Linked DNA regions of Homo sapiens: region 1 is linked to region 2. Evidence: read pairs that join two places in POLR2A ChIA-PET (ENCODE). Cell type or tissue: HepG2. All regions are shown on one strand.

Evidence for each region. Peaks named below come from ENCODE experiments on the same cell type or tissue, not always from the same donor. Only the 100,000 strongest peaks of a DNase experiment are listed, where the experiment ranks them.
Region 1: POLR2A ChIA-PET joins it to region 2 with 19 read pairs; 4 of 35 experiments call an interaction of 5 or more read pairs at or near these places.

The regions. Positions count from the first base shown.
Region 1 is chr9:133,973,876-133,981,875 of GRCh38, forward strand. The region is part of intron 1 of VAV2 (vav guanine nucleotide exchange factor 2); the gene reads right to left. Among named protein-coding and RNA genes, the nearest start is that of VAV2, 14 kb to the right of the region's middle. RefSeq lists enhancers at 4,804-5,321, 5,835-5,884, 5,838-6,353. In HepG2, no CTCF peak of the experiment used is centred here; DNase peaks (open chromatin) are centred at 166, 4,896 and 5,686; H3K4me3 peaks cover 2,520 bases.
Region 2 is chr9:133,888,043-133,896,042 of GRCh38, forward strand. The region is part of intron 2 of VAV2 (vav guanine nucleotide exchange factor 2); the gene reads right to left. Among named protein-coding and RNA genes, the nearest start is that of VAV2, 100 kb to the right of the region's middle. RefSeq lists enhancers at 1-598, 1-1,135, 599-1,293. In HepG2, no CTCF peak of the experiment used is centred here; DNase peaks (open chromatin) are centred at 439 and 4,429; H3K4me3 peaks cover 351 bases.

The sequences.
Region 1 (8,000 bases), 86 kb after region 2:
CTGCTGGGAAAGAACCTCGGGGCAGAAAAACAACATGGCAATTCAGGAGGAAAATGAGGACGTGGAAGCAGGATCCAGCAGGTCAGAGTCCTGACCCCAGATTACCAGGCCAGGAAGGTGGGGGCTGGGGTGTTGTGAACCTGTTCCAGAACGCTCCCTTCACGCTCACCTGGCGCACTGTCACGCAGGGCTCAGCTAAAAGGTCACTTCCTCCAGGAAGCCCCAGACCCTGCCCCACCCACCCGCTGCCACATTCCTGGCAGGGCCCAGCGTCTCCTCACACTCCCTCCACACTGCCTGTGTGGTATCTGCCTGTGTCCTCCTGGGCCGCAAGCAGGGCTGCCTGTCTGCCCGGAGCCAGGCACGGGGTAGCGGTCAGTAACGCTTGCTGGGTGAGTGAATACCCAGGCCCACCACAACTCCAGCTCCCTTGCACAAGGGCCTAGACAGGGAGGTGGTCCCAGAACGGCCCACAGTGCCCCTCCAACCTCCAGCCTCCCCTTGAGGCAGCCACTCGCCGGGTGGGAGTGGACGTCAGGTGAGGTGACCAGGGCACAAAGCAGCACAGTCACATCAGCAGTGGTCTCCGTTTGCTACCTGCTTTTGCGCTGGGCCAAACACACACCTGCACCCTGTGTCAGGTGTGACCACTCCACATCCACCCGGGGGACGGGGAGTGCACCACCTTCCTACTGTGGAAATGGGTAAACTGAGGCTCAGAAAGGTGGAGCAAGTTGCCCAAAGGCATGAGCAAGCTACAGTTTCCAAGCTGGACTTGGAAACAGCTCCCTTAACGTGGTCCTCTTCCTCACTGTGCCATTCACCCACTCAGAAAATCCACACACTCCCTGCGCCCTGCACCCAGCAGTGCGCCGCGGACAGATAGGTCACGCCCTGCACCCAGCACTGCACCATGGACAGACAGGTCAGCACACAAGGCTTCTGCTTCCAGGACTTCCAGACAGGACACTCACTTTTCTGACTGGCCCCCGAAGTCTTCCAAGAACCTCCAATCTCTCAGGCCAACAGTTTCCCTCAAGGTCTGTACCTTGTGGTACCGTGGGGAGCGGGCCTCACCCACCCTCCTGCAGGGCCTTCCACGTGATTCATGCCCCTGGCAGAACCCAGCGTGCGTCATGGCCCAGAGCGAGTGTGGTCCATCTCAAGGCCCTTTTTACGGCCTTTTCCTGCTGACGCCAACCAAGGCAGGTGAAAGCACCAACAGGCCGTTTCACAGAATGAAGGGAATGAAGGCCTCATTTCATCAACTCCTACCCCGAGGCAGAACCCATCCCCTTACTAGGAAAGGCAGGCACCCCAGCCTGCCCCGGCACCCCCGCCATGTCCATGGCCTCCCCCACCAGGAGCTAGGAGGGCTGGACACAAACCCATATCCTCGCTCAGTGCTCAGTGGGCCAAGCCTGTCACCCACAGCAGGAACTTGCTGGGTCAATGTTATCTGCCTCTCTCCCTCCCTACCTGGCCTCCCACACTTGGCTTACCTCCCATCTTGGGGTCTGTTTCTGGGGGGCCCAGCCTCAGAGCCTTACAAAACAGGATTAAATAAAACTTGCCAGCCCTGGGCAGAGACTGTCACTCACACAAACCCCTCAATTTTCAAAACACGACATGTATTGCGGAAAGTATTAGCAGCAGCAACAGCCCCAGTTTACAGATAAGGAAACTGAGGCTCAGAAGTGATGTGGCCAAAATCACACAACTGAGAAATGACAAAGGACACAAAGTCTAGCTCCCTCCAAAGTCTCTGAGCCCCCAGCCTGCCTGGCATGGCCAAGGGAAGCCCACACGGGGCTGCTCACCCAAGAACACAGAGGCACAGTGCCCTGGGTCCAAGAGAGTGTTGAGCTCTAAGAGAATATTTAAATATCTCATACCTGTATGTTCACCTTTATACCTATGCAGTCACAGAATAGAACTTTCAATATTTGTCAGGAGAGAGGGACCCAGGAAGGCAGACGGGTCTCCTCCAACCCTCCCACACTTCTTCTCTTGTCAGGGGACTTTTAAAAATGCTATGTTGGCCAGGCGCCATGGCTCACACCTGTAATCCCAGCACTTTGGGAGGCTGAGGCGGGTGGATCACGAGGTCAGTAGTTCAAGACCAGCCTGGACAAGATGGTAAAACCCCATCTCTACTAAAAAAAAAAAGAAAATACAAAAATTAGCCAGGCGTGGTGGTGGGCACCTGTAATCCCAGCTACTCGGGAGGCAGAGGCAGAGAATTGCTTGAACCCAGGAGGCGGAGGTTGCAGTGAGCGGAGATCGCACCACTGCACTCCAGACTGGGTGACAGAGCGAGATTCCATTTCAAAAAAAAAAAATGCTATGTTGGCCGCCTCTAGGGTCATCCTCCCACAAGGGGATCCTTTCTGCAGCAGCTAGGTTAGGATGGGGTCCCTCAACCCCTGATGGAGGAGGCGACAGTGAGATCCTGAGTGGACTCTGGGACCAGCATCCTCTGGCCAGCAGTCCAGGGGGGCAGTCCCCCCAGCCCCGCCCAGCCCTGCCTCTCCTGGCCTCACCCTCGATGGAGGAGGAGACAGTGAGACCCTAGATTGGAGCCCTAGTAAGAAGATGGGCTCTGCCTCGGGGTTGCAGTTGATGAAACGAGGCCTTCATTCCCCACAAGGGAGAGGCTATTTATTTTAATTGTGGTAAAGTACACACAATGCCACAAACCTTCCGCACTATGGAGTTGTGGAACTTTTTCATGCCTGGCAAACAGACCCCCAAGCCCCTGAGAACTCTCTCCCCAGCGCCTTCTCCCGGCAGCTACGCATCTGGCTTTCTGTCCTGCGACGGAGCTGCTATTCTGGACGTTTTAAGAGAATCACGTGGGACTTGTCTTTCAGGCCTGGCTTCCCCGCCTTAGCATTCCATTTTCCAGGTTCATCCACAGATATTCTACTGCATGGACGGACTCTGTGTGGATCCCCCATTCATCCACTGAGGAAGCCACTCCTTTTATCCCCATCCTACAGAGAAGGAAACTGAGGCTCCAGGAAGGTCAAGCTCAAAAGCACACAGTGTGAGCAGCTCCAGGACTCCAGCCTAGGTCCTAACCACACTGCCCTGTGCCTGGACACCCCAAGGCTGAAGGGGGTGCCTCTCCTACAGCCAGGGACTGCGGCCAGAGGGGAGCGACCACGCAGCGAGGCTGAGGTGCTGGGAGTTGCGGAGCCCAGCTCCAGGCCCAGGCCACGCCCAGCCGCCCTGCCCCAAGCCTGCCTCCTTCCAGCTCTGGAATGAAAACAAATAAAACCAAGAGGGACTTCAGGCAGAGTGAGGCCCCCCCAGCATCCCACGAGGACCTCCGGCATCCAATGGGTGCCTGGTGTCCATTTGAGGAGCAGCCCAGCAGCTGTAGATGGAACAGCTCAGATCTGAAGGGGGTCTTGGCTTTCACCAAAATGACTGCGGGATCATTTCTCTCTCCCGTCCCAGCAGAAAGATGAGCTGGGGCCTAGGGGAGGGAGGCACAGATGGCCCAGTCACAGAGGGCAGGAGGGTCTCAGGATGCGGCGCTCATGAGCATGAAGGACTAGAACCTTCCGCCACCCCAGGGGGCCTGGGACACAGAATGTTGCCAGACAAGGATTGTCTAGGCACCTTGTGCACCGGGGACACGTGGCAATGGCCCTGGGGCCAGTCACCCTCCACGCATGACAGCTGTCACTTACCCAGGCAAATGACATGACAGGCGGTCCATCCCCATCCACGACAGCTGTCACTCACCTGGCACCTCTGGTTCCTGACAACAGTCAGAGGTGGGACATTGGAGCTGCAGGCAAGTGTCCAGAGCCTGCCCCTCAACACGCAGCCTGCAGCCCCTGCCGGACGCCAACCACAGACACGCCAGAGAACAGAACAAGGCAGAAAAACCAAAACATAGGCCTCAAAACTCGGGGGAGCAGCCGAGGTCAAGGGGGCAGCACCTGAGTCAGGAAGGCCACGCCAAGTCCAGGTGGCTCAGTACCTCAGGCCTCTGCCCCTCAGCTGGCAAAGGGGATGGGGCGTCCACCTGCCCTGGGGCACGCAGCTCCCACGCCCCCTGCCTCTGGAGATGTCCTACGTGTATGCGTCCACCTGCCCTAGGGCACGCAGCTCCCACGCCCCCTGCCTCTGGAGATGTCCTACGTGTATGAGACAAATGTGATGATCCCAGAAATGTGGCTGAAAACTGGACACACATTCAAGACCAGGAGCGGGGAGGCACACGGTGTTCGAGGGTGAGGCCAGGACAGGCAGGGCTGGGCAGGGCTGGGGAAACTGCCCTCCCTGGCCCGCCGGCCAGAGGATGCTGGTCCCAGGGTCCACTAGGAGGATCTCACTGCCACCTCCTCCATTGCAGGCTGGGGGACCCTCTCCTACTCCAGCCACTGCAGAAAGGATCCCCCTGTGGAAGGATGACCCTGGAGGCAGCCAACACAGCATTTTTTAAAGTCCTTAACAACAGAAGACAGGCAGGCACCCCCTCCCCACCCCTATGCAGATTTCAAAGAACACAGGGCTGGGAGGCCTTGAGGAAACTTGGAGACGGGCTCCCCAATCCTGGGAAGGCCACAGCCCGCAAGCACCTGGCGGGTCACGGAAAGATACCGCGTGTTCGCGCTGCCTTTGAACCCAAAAGTACAAAACAAACCAACAGAAATACTGATGACTTCAGGGCCAAGCTGGCCTAGGGGACAAGGAGTAGGTCTGTGAGAATGATTTGTCTTCATCCTTACACAAACTCTGTAAAGACTGACAGATGAACCCCACAAAACAGAAACACTGTTTCCAGCAGCATCAGGATTGCAAAACCTGCAGCTGCCAGGCAGCAGGAGACCTAACTCAGGGGCGCAGCCGCTCAGTCTGGCCCAAAGTTCAAGCTCCCACTGCCCAGTCCTGTCCCCTCCACGGTCCTGTATTTGTCATTCTTGTTTATCTTTTGGATTCAGAAGCCAAACAGCGTCCCCAGCTCCAGGCAAAGAGTCCTTCAGAACACGAAGCTTCAGGGGACCAAAAACCGGGCACCTGAGCCTGGGGCTGGCCCCGGTGAAGAAGGGGGCTCATCAGAGCTGAGGGGGTCAGGGCAGGGGAGTTCGCTGGGTTTAGGGTCTCCTCCAGCCAGCTCCTGACCCCAGTGTGAGAGCAGGTCTGCAGGTCCCGGAGCGCCCACCCCAGCCGCGTCAAGTGGGCACATGGGGAGGGGCACTGAGGCTTCGGAAGAGCTTTCGTGCCAGGGGTGGTGGTGTCGGAGAGGCGAGCTCATGGCTCCACCCTGCAGGGGCTGGGAGACATGTCCGCCGAGCACTTCCCACTTGCCAGGCACCGGGCTGACAGCCGGGTCCTCGGCCAACCCTTGGGAGGGGCTCCTAAAATACCCCCTTTGACAGCGGAGAATGCAGGGTCCAGAGAGGCGCCACGGGTCTGCCACGAGGTGCTGAGCCAGGATCTGAACGCGGCTGTCAGAGGCTCAACGCTGTGTGTGCGGTCTCCACCCTAGGAATGTGTCGGCCGCTCAGTGCCCAACCACACACGAAGCCAGGCCCAGAGGAGATGGGTCCCCAGGCAGGGGCTGCATGAGGACGGCTCGGCTCCCAGGGCAGCAGGAAGGAGCGGACGCCGCAGCCGTCCGGAACTCGGACAGAGGATGTTGACAGGGAGGGAGGACAAGCAAATGAAGACTTCCTGCAGCAGAGACACAGAGCCCGGAGCCACGGCCGCCGGCAGGACAGGCAGCCAGGCACTAATCCGGGCCCGGCCCCGCCTCCGGCCATGTCCCAGAGCCCCACCACTGACCTCTGGCCCACGAGGACCTCCTGCTGTCAGCCTGCTGACTTTGCCAGGGCCCCGAGCTCCCCAACAGGCCCCAGCTGAACTCACTCAGCTGAAACGGCATTCGGGGAGCACAGGTGCTAGTGGTGAGGGGAAGGCGGCGCCAGCTGCGCACCCCACCGCCCTGTCACCTCATCAGGGAGCCTGCCGGCGTCACCTGAAGGCAGCCCTGCCTTCTGCCTGCCTTCTCTCTCTCATCTGAAAGTGCCATCTTCCTCTCTCCATTCATCCTTATTCTGTGCCCCCTCCAGAAAGCCAGCAACACCAAGCACAGGGTTTCTGCCTCTGCGGCTCAATGCCACGAGCCAGTGCGCGACACACAGAGTAGGGTGGAGAACAGGCTGGGCCACCAGCCACCCGGGAGCAGGAGGCCCAGGACCGGAAGCCATGTGGCCAGAGGGCAGAGCTGGTCAGCCCTGGGGCCATCTCTGGACTCAGGCACCTGGTTCTCTGTCTCCCAACCTCCCACCAACCCAAGGGGCCATTTTGCCGGTGGAGGGGGGAAGTGAATGGCGCTCCAGAGGCAAGAGACCTGCACGGGCTGGCACGAGGCCTCAACCCCCACACAGCTGCATGACCTCAGACTGGCCCGTCACCTGTCCCTCCTTCATCCATTAACCAGGGCAGAGCCGCCCCCACCTGGTGCTGCCCAGAGTCTTCCAAGGACCAGGGGAGGTGCCAGTGCTGGGCGGTCCTGAAACAAACCCACCCAGAATAGAGAAAGGGCATGTGTCAGGGCAGAGGGGCCCTGGCAACAAGATCTTTCCCCAGGGCACTGGGGTGCTGCCCCCGACCCTGACACCGCAGAGGCTGATCATCACCCAGCTGCCCGACCAGCCATGGGGCATGGCCACCTCTCTGGAACCTTCTATCACGCATCTCCCTGGGTCTCAGACTCATCATCTGCTGCAGGGAAACACCATCCCCTGCAAGGCAGAGGGAAGAACACCAAGCAGGTGGCCCAGTGCCAGCCAGGTCGAGCTCTGCAGTGAGCGGCAGCCGCTGCCTTATGTCTCTACTCATCAGAGCTGGTGGCATGCAGCTTCCTCTGCCCCAACTGCTGCTGGAACGCAGATTTCAAAAACTGCAACACCCCTTCCAGCAATGATCCAGGATGAAGCACTGTGGCAGCGCCTCCAGTCTGTGGCCACACAGAGCCCTCTCTGTAGAACAACCACCTGTCTCCAACCCTTAGCTACCAAAAGCCATCTACTTTTCAGGGCATCTCAAGTACCACCTCCTCCGGGAAGCTCTCCGCCATCACCCTGCCCCCAGGGATCTAAATACCTCATTTGCTGAGGACTAGCACAGCTTGCTGTTGACCCTGCCAACAGCAAAGCCTGCACGTGCCCCATCTTCGCCCAGTCAAACCCAGGAGGCCCTGGGGAGAAGCAGGAGACGGGGTGAGGCCCCTTCTTCAGCGTCCCGTGTTGCCAGCAGGTTTTCCTCACTCATGGTCCTCATGTGAGTATTAACAGCTCCCTTCCCCATCTCAGACTTAGGTGTTGTAGGACCATCTGGCTCACCTGATTCTGCTTGCCCCAGAATGCCTCCTTCTGCAGACAGGCACTAGTGACCACGACCACACCCCCCACTATACCCGTGCAGTGTCCAGGTGCGCCCAGCAGCGCGCCCAGGGCTTCACCTTCCACTTGGCGGCGAGAGGGGAGGGGAAGAGAGGTGGGTAGTGAGGCGGCAGTCTCAGGAAGAGAGCCACTCCCTCAGGCCGCCCGCTGCACTCTGCTCTGATGCTGAGGGAGGGCAGGCGGCGGGTGAGGGCCGGTGCCCTTCACTGGGAGTGAGCCGCCGGGCTCGGGGTGAGGGTGCCGAGTCCTGAGGCTCAGTGGGCCCTGCTGTGGGGTAGAAACTGCGCTGGGCGCCAGACACACACTTTTTGCACCAAATCTTTCCAAGAGTCTGCAAGGTGGCCACCGTCATCCCATTTCAGACAAGGAGGTTGAGCTCGAGGGACACGGCCACCAAGAAGATGCTATGTGTGGCCAAGCGAGTGTGGTCCCCACTGCCGCCCCTGCGGGCCACTCATCGTGTTTCCAAGCATTTCCAAGGATCTCTTTCTGGCAGTGTCATTCCAGACACGAGGAGCCCGGCCTCTGTCAGGAAAATGGGGCTGAGAGCAAAGCCCCCTCTAGACTGCCCCA
Region 2 (8,000 bases):
ATGAGCCTTGAGGGCCTTGTGCTAAGGGAAATAAGCCAGTCACAAAGGACAAATACCACGGGACTCCCTACAGGAGGTCCCCGCAGGACTCTCTTACATGAGGCCCCTGGAGCCGGCAGACTCACGCAGACAGCAAGCAGAAGTGGGGAGCCAGGGGCCAGGGGAGGCTGGGGTGAGCGCTGAATGGGGGCAGAGTGTCCGCCTGGGCGGATGAAGCAGTTCGGGAGACGGACGGTGGTGACGGCTGCACAGCAACGTGAGTGTGTTCAGAGCCACCGACCTGTGCCCTGGAAAATGGTTAAGAAGCTAAATGCTATGTTCTGTGTATTTTACCACAGTCAATAAAACAAAACAAAGCAGCAGCTGCATGTGGGGGCCACGCACACCTGGATCTTCCAGGCCTCCAGCTCTTTTGAACCCAAGGCCAAACACGGACAGGCAGGCCCAGACATGTCTGTCCCTACACCACCGGCCCTGGGTCATGGGGCAGTTTCCATAGAAACCGCTGTGTCCAGGAGCCACGTCACTCTCACAGATGGACAGACAGACGGATGCAGCTCTGGGAAGGGCTTTTCCAGCTTCCACATCTCCAAGTCTCAGCCTCATCGTGGACACGATAAGACCAACGTCCCCCAAACAGGGTCAGAGCTAGACAAACACCAGACTCCACCCCAATTAGTATCATGAGCCTGAGCCGACTGATCTGTTCCAAAGGGCGTCATCCCAGCGGCTGGCTGCAAGATACTTAACATTTAATTTCTAGGTCCAGGGAGGCTGCCATTAGCAAGATTAATTGTGTGCACACACAATTTAATTTCCCCCACCTCAGAAACAAAAGTGACACTTACCCCAATTACAGGACGCTGGGCCCTGGCGGACAGCCCGTCATTCGCATTCGCAAGGAGACGACACGAACAGCATGGAAATGAAGCGCCCCTGCCAGGGGGGCAGGGACACCGCGTCCCCGTCCCTGGGGAAGCCTCACTTCTGAGGAGCTCTTTGCTGAGATCAAGATGGCCTGAGGCAGGTCCGGCAGGGATCTGGAGCTGAGCTGAAAGGGGTCTCAGTGCTGCCTGCTCTTCCGCCCTCGGGGTGGGAAACCGAGGCCCAGCAAACCACAGGCTTGGGGTCGGATACCAGATGACCCCAGACAAGCTGACCCCCAGGTCTTGGCCTGGGTTCCTCGTCCAGGAAACTAGAGTCATCACAGTGCTCCTCTTACAGCGGGTGCCGAAGGGTGGGGGCTCACGGGCACGAGCCTAGAACATGCCCACGCCTGTGTGGGAGACAGCATGCCCACTCTGGGTGCTAGCTGCTGGCTTTCTAGACTGGCCTGACCCCTCCTAAGAGCCTAGGAGTCAAAGGGGTGGGGGAAGGCGGCCACTGGCACAGTGATCTGCGGTCCTCGGTTCCCTTCTCTCCCCAAGGCCACCCTGAGACCCCTGGAAAGACTAAGGGATGCTTGGGAGGGAAAGGCACTGGGTCCAGGGCCTGGGGGAGCACATAGCTTGCCTTGGGGCAGGTGTGGGCAGCCCACAGCTCCGCAGCAAGGACCACCCCAGTCCCACACTGCAACTGCACAAATACATTAAGCCAGCCGGCCCGTCAGCACCTGCTTCCTCAGCGACCGAGTGCGTCATGAAATCCCAGGAAACTCCCCAGGGCACCCAACGAGGCTCGGCTGTTTGTTCAGAAGACATTTCATTTACACACACACACAAAAAATTTTTTTCTTCTCTGTCCCCCGTTAAACCTAATCAGGCTTCCCCGATGTGATGGTGTTTTACTCATGTCTCAACTGTTAATGTCGATACAAGGCTGAAGACCCCACAGCTTCCATGAAAAAAGAACTCCAGGCTGGAATATTAGTGTTTCCCATGAATAATACATGACCCCGCAGGGCCACTCCTGGGATGACTCCACGAATTACTGTCTCTGCAGTGGAAGGACCTGTCATCCTGGCTGGGAAAATTAGCTAGTAACTAACAGGATATGGGCACACTCCGGGAGGCTATGGTGCCAGGGTGTGGGATGGTGACTCGCAGGGGCTGAGGCAGGTCCCCAGGCAGGAGTGGCAGCCAGGGCATGGGCAGCACGGATCGTGCCAGCCTGGCACATCCACAGGGCACAGAGCCCTCCACACAGCCGAGACTCCAGGGGGTGGAACCAGGGAGCCCAGGCCGGGAGTCTGGGCAGTGGTTTCTTCCGAGGAGCCAGAACTCGGCTCCACCGCGACCACACGGAGCCTTGCTGCCTGTCACAGAGGGACTGACGGCGCGTCTCACGCAGGCCGTGGGGCAACCAGGAGGAATCGTGGCTGTGAGTCCAGGAGTGAGCACGGACTGCAGCTTCCCAGCCCCGGACTACATTTCTTCCTTCCAAGAGGTGCAGGAAGAAACCACTTGGGAGAGCAGAAATGGGAAAAGTGCCGAGGGTCAAGGGGCCACGGCTCTCCCTAGCTGGAGCAAAGACGACCGCCCCCCACCACCCCCTAGAGTCCCTCTCCCCTTTGTCCATGAGAGGCAGATGCTTGATGGCTCAGGACTGCCTGCTAAAGACAGCACTCCCCACCCTCCCTTGCAGAAAGGAATGGCCCCAGAACCACGCTCTGGACACTGTGTAAGAAAGGAAGGGGAGGTGAGGAAGGGTCATGCACTTAAAAGGAAACAGCTGCCTCCCCTGCTTCTTTCCTGCTGCATGGAACACGGACGAGATGGCAGGAGCTCAGCAGCTACCTTGAAGCACTTAGGTGGAAGCCGCACGCTGGTGACGGCAGAGTGAGATATTCAGCACGCCTGAGCTGCTTGTGGGGACTATGGCACTGCCTGGGATGTGGGCACTACGGAGGGGCATCTCTCTTGCTACCTCACTGCCAGCCACCCATCCCTGCAAACTGGCAAGGACCTGCCACCTTTCACACCTGATAAACAAAAATACTTTAAGGTCTTCTAATATCTATTTGGGCATTTTCTGGTCTGAAGTGGGGAAGTTAAATGAAATAAGGTAGAGGAGTGAAAAATGTAAAAAAGGCAAAGAAGATTTTCTCTCCAAGGCTCTTGCAAGGGAGCACCAGAGCCCTGCTCAAGGTGCTCAGCAAGCAGAGGCCCGGGGGACAAGGGTGCAGGGGGCTGCCAGGGCCCGGCACTCACGCCACCCTCAGGAACACAGTCTCCAGCTCCAGCTTCTTCTCCCTCCCTCCCTCCCACTCTCAGCAGGAGGGATGGGGGGGAGGGTGGTGGGGAGGGATGGAGGGAAGGGATGGGGGATGGAGGGGGAGACAGAGGGGAGGAATAGAAGGGAAGGGATGAAGGGGGAGGGATAAAGGGGAGGGATGGAGGGGGAGGGAAGGGAGATGGAGGGGAGATGGAGGGGGGATGGAGGGGGGACGGAAGGGGAGGGATGAAGAGGAGGGATGAAGAGGAGGGATGGAGGGGGAGGGATGAAGGGGGACAGATAGAGGAGAAGGATGGAGGGGAGGCATGGAGGGGGAAGGATGGAGAGGGATGGAAGGCGAGGTATGGAGGGAAGGGATGGAGGGGAAGGAGGGAAGGGAGGGAGGGGAAAGAAGGAGAGGGATGGAGGGGAGGGAGGGCGGGGGATGGGGGAGGGATGGAGGGGGAAGCGGGAGGGATGAAGAGGAGGAATGGAAGGGGAGGGATGAAGGGGGAGGGATGGAGGGGAGGGATGGAGAGGAGGCATGGAGGAGAGGCAGGGAGGGGGAGCGATGGAGAGGGATGGAAGGAGAGGTATGGAGGGGAGGGAGGGAGAGGGATGGAGGGGGATGGAGGGAGAGGGATGGAAGGGGATGGAGAGGAGGGATGGAGGGGAGGCATGGGGATGGAGTTGGGAGAGGTGGGGATAGAGGGCGTGGAGTGAGAATGGAGGAGAGGGGTAAAAGTAGTGGATGAGTGGACCAAGGCATTCGGGGGAGAGGTGGAGAGAGAGGGAGAGAGGAAAAGGGGATGGAGGAGAGGGACAAAGGACGGGGTGCCAGGGGTGTGGGGAGACGAAAGGGATGAAAGAGGTGGGGTGTGGGGAGGAGGGGGAAGGAGAGGGATGGGGGCATTGGGTACGGGGTGGAAGGGACCCAAGGGCGGGGTGGGGGATGATGGAACAGAGGCCAGTGGTGCAGGGGAGGGGTAGAGGGGGATAAAGGGGAGATGAGGGGAGGGGTGGGGATCAGCAAGGGGCCTGCTCAGGTGCCAGTGGGAACAGGTGTCCCGGGTTGGCTGCATGGGGCTGTGCTGCTAGGAAGTGAGGCCTCCTGGTGCTTCCGCAGGGCTGCAGGGCTTTGTGAGCCAGGAGTGTCCTTTGAACACAAACAAGCCTCTGTTTATTTTGGAAATGTGGGGGCTGAGGAGGTGGGGAGTGAAAGCTGACACTCATTAGAGCACCCTTACCAGTGCACACACCTCTGTCTATAAGCACACTGGGGAGGAGACAGAATTAAGTCACTTGGCCAAGATCATCCCAGGGGTCAGCAAAAATCAATCTGCATCAATCCCTGGGCCCCATGCAGGGCTCGGCCAAAGGGCAGCCGAGCACCTAACCCGCCTGGCCGTCCCTCCTGGGTCTCCGTGCCTGAATCGGGCGTCAGAGTCCAGCAGAGACAACTGTCCTTCGGCTCCAACAGGGACACAGGGGCACAAGGAGCTCAGGAGGGCAGGGCAGGCTGAGCTGCAGGGCTAGAGGGAGGAGAGGACTCACAGGCCAGAGATGCAAGAGGAGGGGCGAATCCGGGCCAGGCTTCAGCTCAGAGGCCATTGCAGACGAGAAAAGCGGACCTGGCCCAGCCTTGGCAATAAAAAGCATTCCAGGTTCTTGTAAGGGGGAAAGAAAGAGCCAAGCGGTCTCCATCCACGGGGAACTTGCCCGAGCCCACCCCCAGAATTATCATCAGGATGATGTCTCACAAAAAGACTTCAAAGTGAGACCAGGAACACCATCTTCCTGGTCGTGAGGAGCAGGTTTTGCTGGGCGGTGAGGGGCCCTGGCCCTTAGACACGCAGTAAGGCGGACTCAGCTGCCCTTTCTCTCAGAGGACAGCACGGTCCAAGATCTATGGCTCTGAGTCCGATCTGGGCACTTACCAGACAGCCTGAGTCCCACCTCCCGCGAAGACTCCTCTTGCCACCCTCCCAAATCCACAGGCCTCTAAAGGTGGGAGTCTGACAGCCAGGTGCCTTCAGGCTGTGGAGGGGTCACACAAAGGCCCCACAGCTGCAGGGTGGAGGGTGGAGAGGGCTGAAGAGGAAGGGAAGAAGGAGAAAGGGAGGGAGGAAAGAAGGAAGGAGGCTCGGGTGGCGAAGGCGGCGGCAACAGCAGCTGGGCCTCAGCTGGTCCTCGGTCCCACAGTCGGGCAGCGCCACGGTGGGGCAGCGTGGAGGAGGAGGCCCTAGCGACAACTCTGGGGTCCTCAGGTGGCAAGGGACCTGCCCCGCACGGCCGCCTACCAGGGGCGAGCCCTCCCTCCCCGGCCTTCATAAAAGCAAAATCTAGACAAAGGAGCCAAGATGGCCGACACCCACTCCGGCCAGCTCCAAAGGTCACCTTCAAGAAACGGAGTTTGCAGGAAGTCAACGGTGCCTGCAGAACAGGGGCGAGCACCCAGCCCAGCCAAGGCCAGGAGGAGCCCAAGCCTTCCTCCGTCGCCACACGGCAGCTTTCATTGCCTGAACCTCGGAGGGTGGCGGGACGGTGATTCCACCCACAGCCGCGATGACCGAGGCCCAGCATCGCAGCAAGTGGCAGAGAAGCCAGAGTCCAACTACCGCCCCTGAAACCCACCGCACCTGACCCACACAGCAGCGGCGAGAGTCGGGCGCCCACGTGTACCACACACACAGTTGAATGCTTTACTGGACCTCACGGATCCTCACAGACCTCTGGAAAGTTCTGTCGTAATCTCCACCTTACATCTGCAGAAACTGAGGCTCGGGGAGAAGGAAGACAGTAACGGGCCCAAGGCCACCCCGCCAAGCAGCATGACATCCACCCCACAGCCCATGGCTGAGAATCCATCCCCCACTCCCCGCCTCCACTGCCCGTCAGAATTCAGGGAAGCTGCACGGGTGAGACCCTAGAGGTCACCTCGCTGGATCCGCCACAGTACCCACTGCCACCACCATGTCCGCTCTAAAGTGCACTGTGAGGGATCCAGGGACCGTGGACACACAGGGTTCCACCCTTTCCCAAGGATGGGGGAGCCGGGGCCCGGCCTGGCCAGGGATGGTGCCGGCCATCAGCACCGGCTGCAGCCAGACCCAGACCTGGTGCAACTGACCCAAGAAGGAGACCTAAGCTCCTTCAACAAAGGCTGGTGACAGGAGAGGCGGCTGGGTGCATCCATCCACAAAACCAACAGGAACACTGTGGCCACAGGAGCCACAAGGATCACAGGGCCCAATAAAGGTGGAAACCGCCTTTACGCCCTCTGAGCCCAAAGGAGAGGCCCCCAGAAACCCCAGAGCTCCCCGGGTGACCCTGCACAAGGCGGCTGTTGGGAAATTTTGCCACAGTTGCCCTCTGTCCAGGGAGGCATGAGGGCCCAGCAGGGTTCACAGGCTCCCAGGAGGAGGAGGGGCCAGCCCTTTCCCCACCGTCTCAGGCAGATCCTTAACCCCAAGGGGACCACAAACCCCTCCAGGAATCTAAGGAAGGCTGTGGGCCTCTCCCCAGAACACAGGGCACCCCAAGAGGCTCCAGATCCTGGCGCCCACCCTGGACCCCCAGAGAAAGAAGTCCAGACTTGGGGCCCCTGAGGTGAAACAGCAGCCTGTCCCCCAGCAGGGCCTGCCATGACGCTATGACCCTAGGCAGGGTCCAGAGCTGAGCACTCTGCTAGCCCTCACCGGCCCTAGACCCTGGGGTAAAGGACAGGAGACAGCACAGGCGGAACACAGAGCCCTGGCCATCGGTGTCACCGCTGTTGACGTGGGAGGCAGGAGGAAGGGCAGGGGTTGATGTTCTGAAGATCGCGTGGGGGGCGTCCGGAGATGGTGTGGGAGAGGGCGGCAAGAAAGAGGGAGTCAAGCTCCAAGCCGAGGCACCGAGGGCCGCCCGCAGGAGAATGACACCAGCACAAGGGGCAGGGGAGGGGGACAGGGGCTCAACTCCTACAGCAAAGAGTCAACAGGTGTTGAAAGCAGGGAATCAAGGGCTGGGCTCTATGGAGATCTCTGAGGGCTCCAAAGGTGACCGCAGGAGAATTAAAGACACAGTTATAGGTGCAGCTCCTGGGGGAGGCCTGGCGGGGCTGGGGTCGGGGAGGCAGGAGGCCACCATTCATTTCAAGCCTGTCTGTAACATGACTCTTTCTGCCGTGCGCATCTATAATTACCCTGCAAAAATAAAAAATAAAAATGTAAATGAGCAACTCAAATGTCCGTCAACAGATGAATGGGCAAACAAATTGCGGTGGAGCCACTATGGACTATCACGCCGACGTGAAAAGGAGAGAAGCTCTGATTCTCACCGCAACGTGCCAGCGGGTGCCAGCCAGGCACAGGGACAATCTATTGTGACATTCCATTTATAGGAAGTTTCCAGACCAGGCAAATCCACAGCAATTTGAATTAGTGGCTGCCAGGGGCTGGGGAAATTTGGGGGGGATGAGGAGTTACTGCTAATGGGTTGGGGTTTCTTTTTGGGGGTAATGAAAGCGTTTTAAAATTAGTGGTGGATACATGGCCTTGTGAATACACTGAAAACCCCTGCACTGCACACTTCAAACGGGCGAACCCCATGGTGTGTCAACTGCATCTCAACAATGCTGCTACTTTAAAAAGAGCAAGAACATCAGCTTTCTACACACTGGCAAAAAACTGTCTTGTAAGGCCAGAGTTGTCTGGTTCTCGGCCTTCTTAATTGGCAGCCACACTAAAATCTTTTTTTTTTTTTTTTTTTTTAATTGATCATTCTTGGGTGTTTCTCGCAGAGGGGGATTTGGCAGGGTCATAGGACAATAGTGGAGGGAAGGTCAGCAGATAAACAAGTGAACA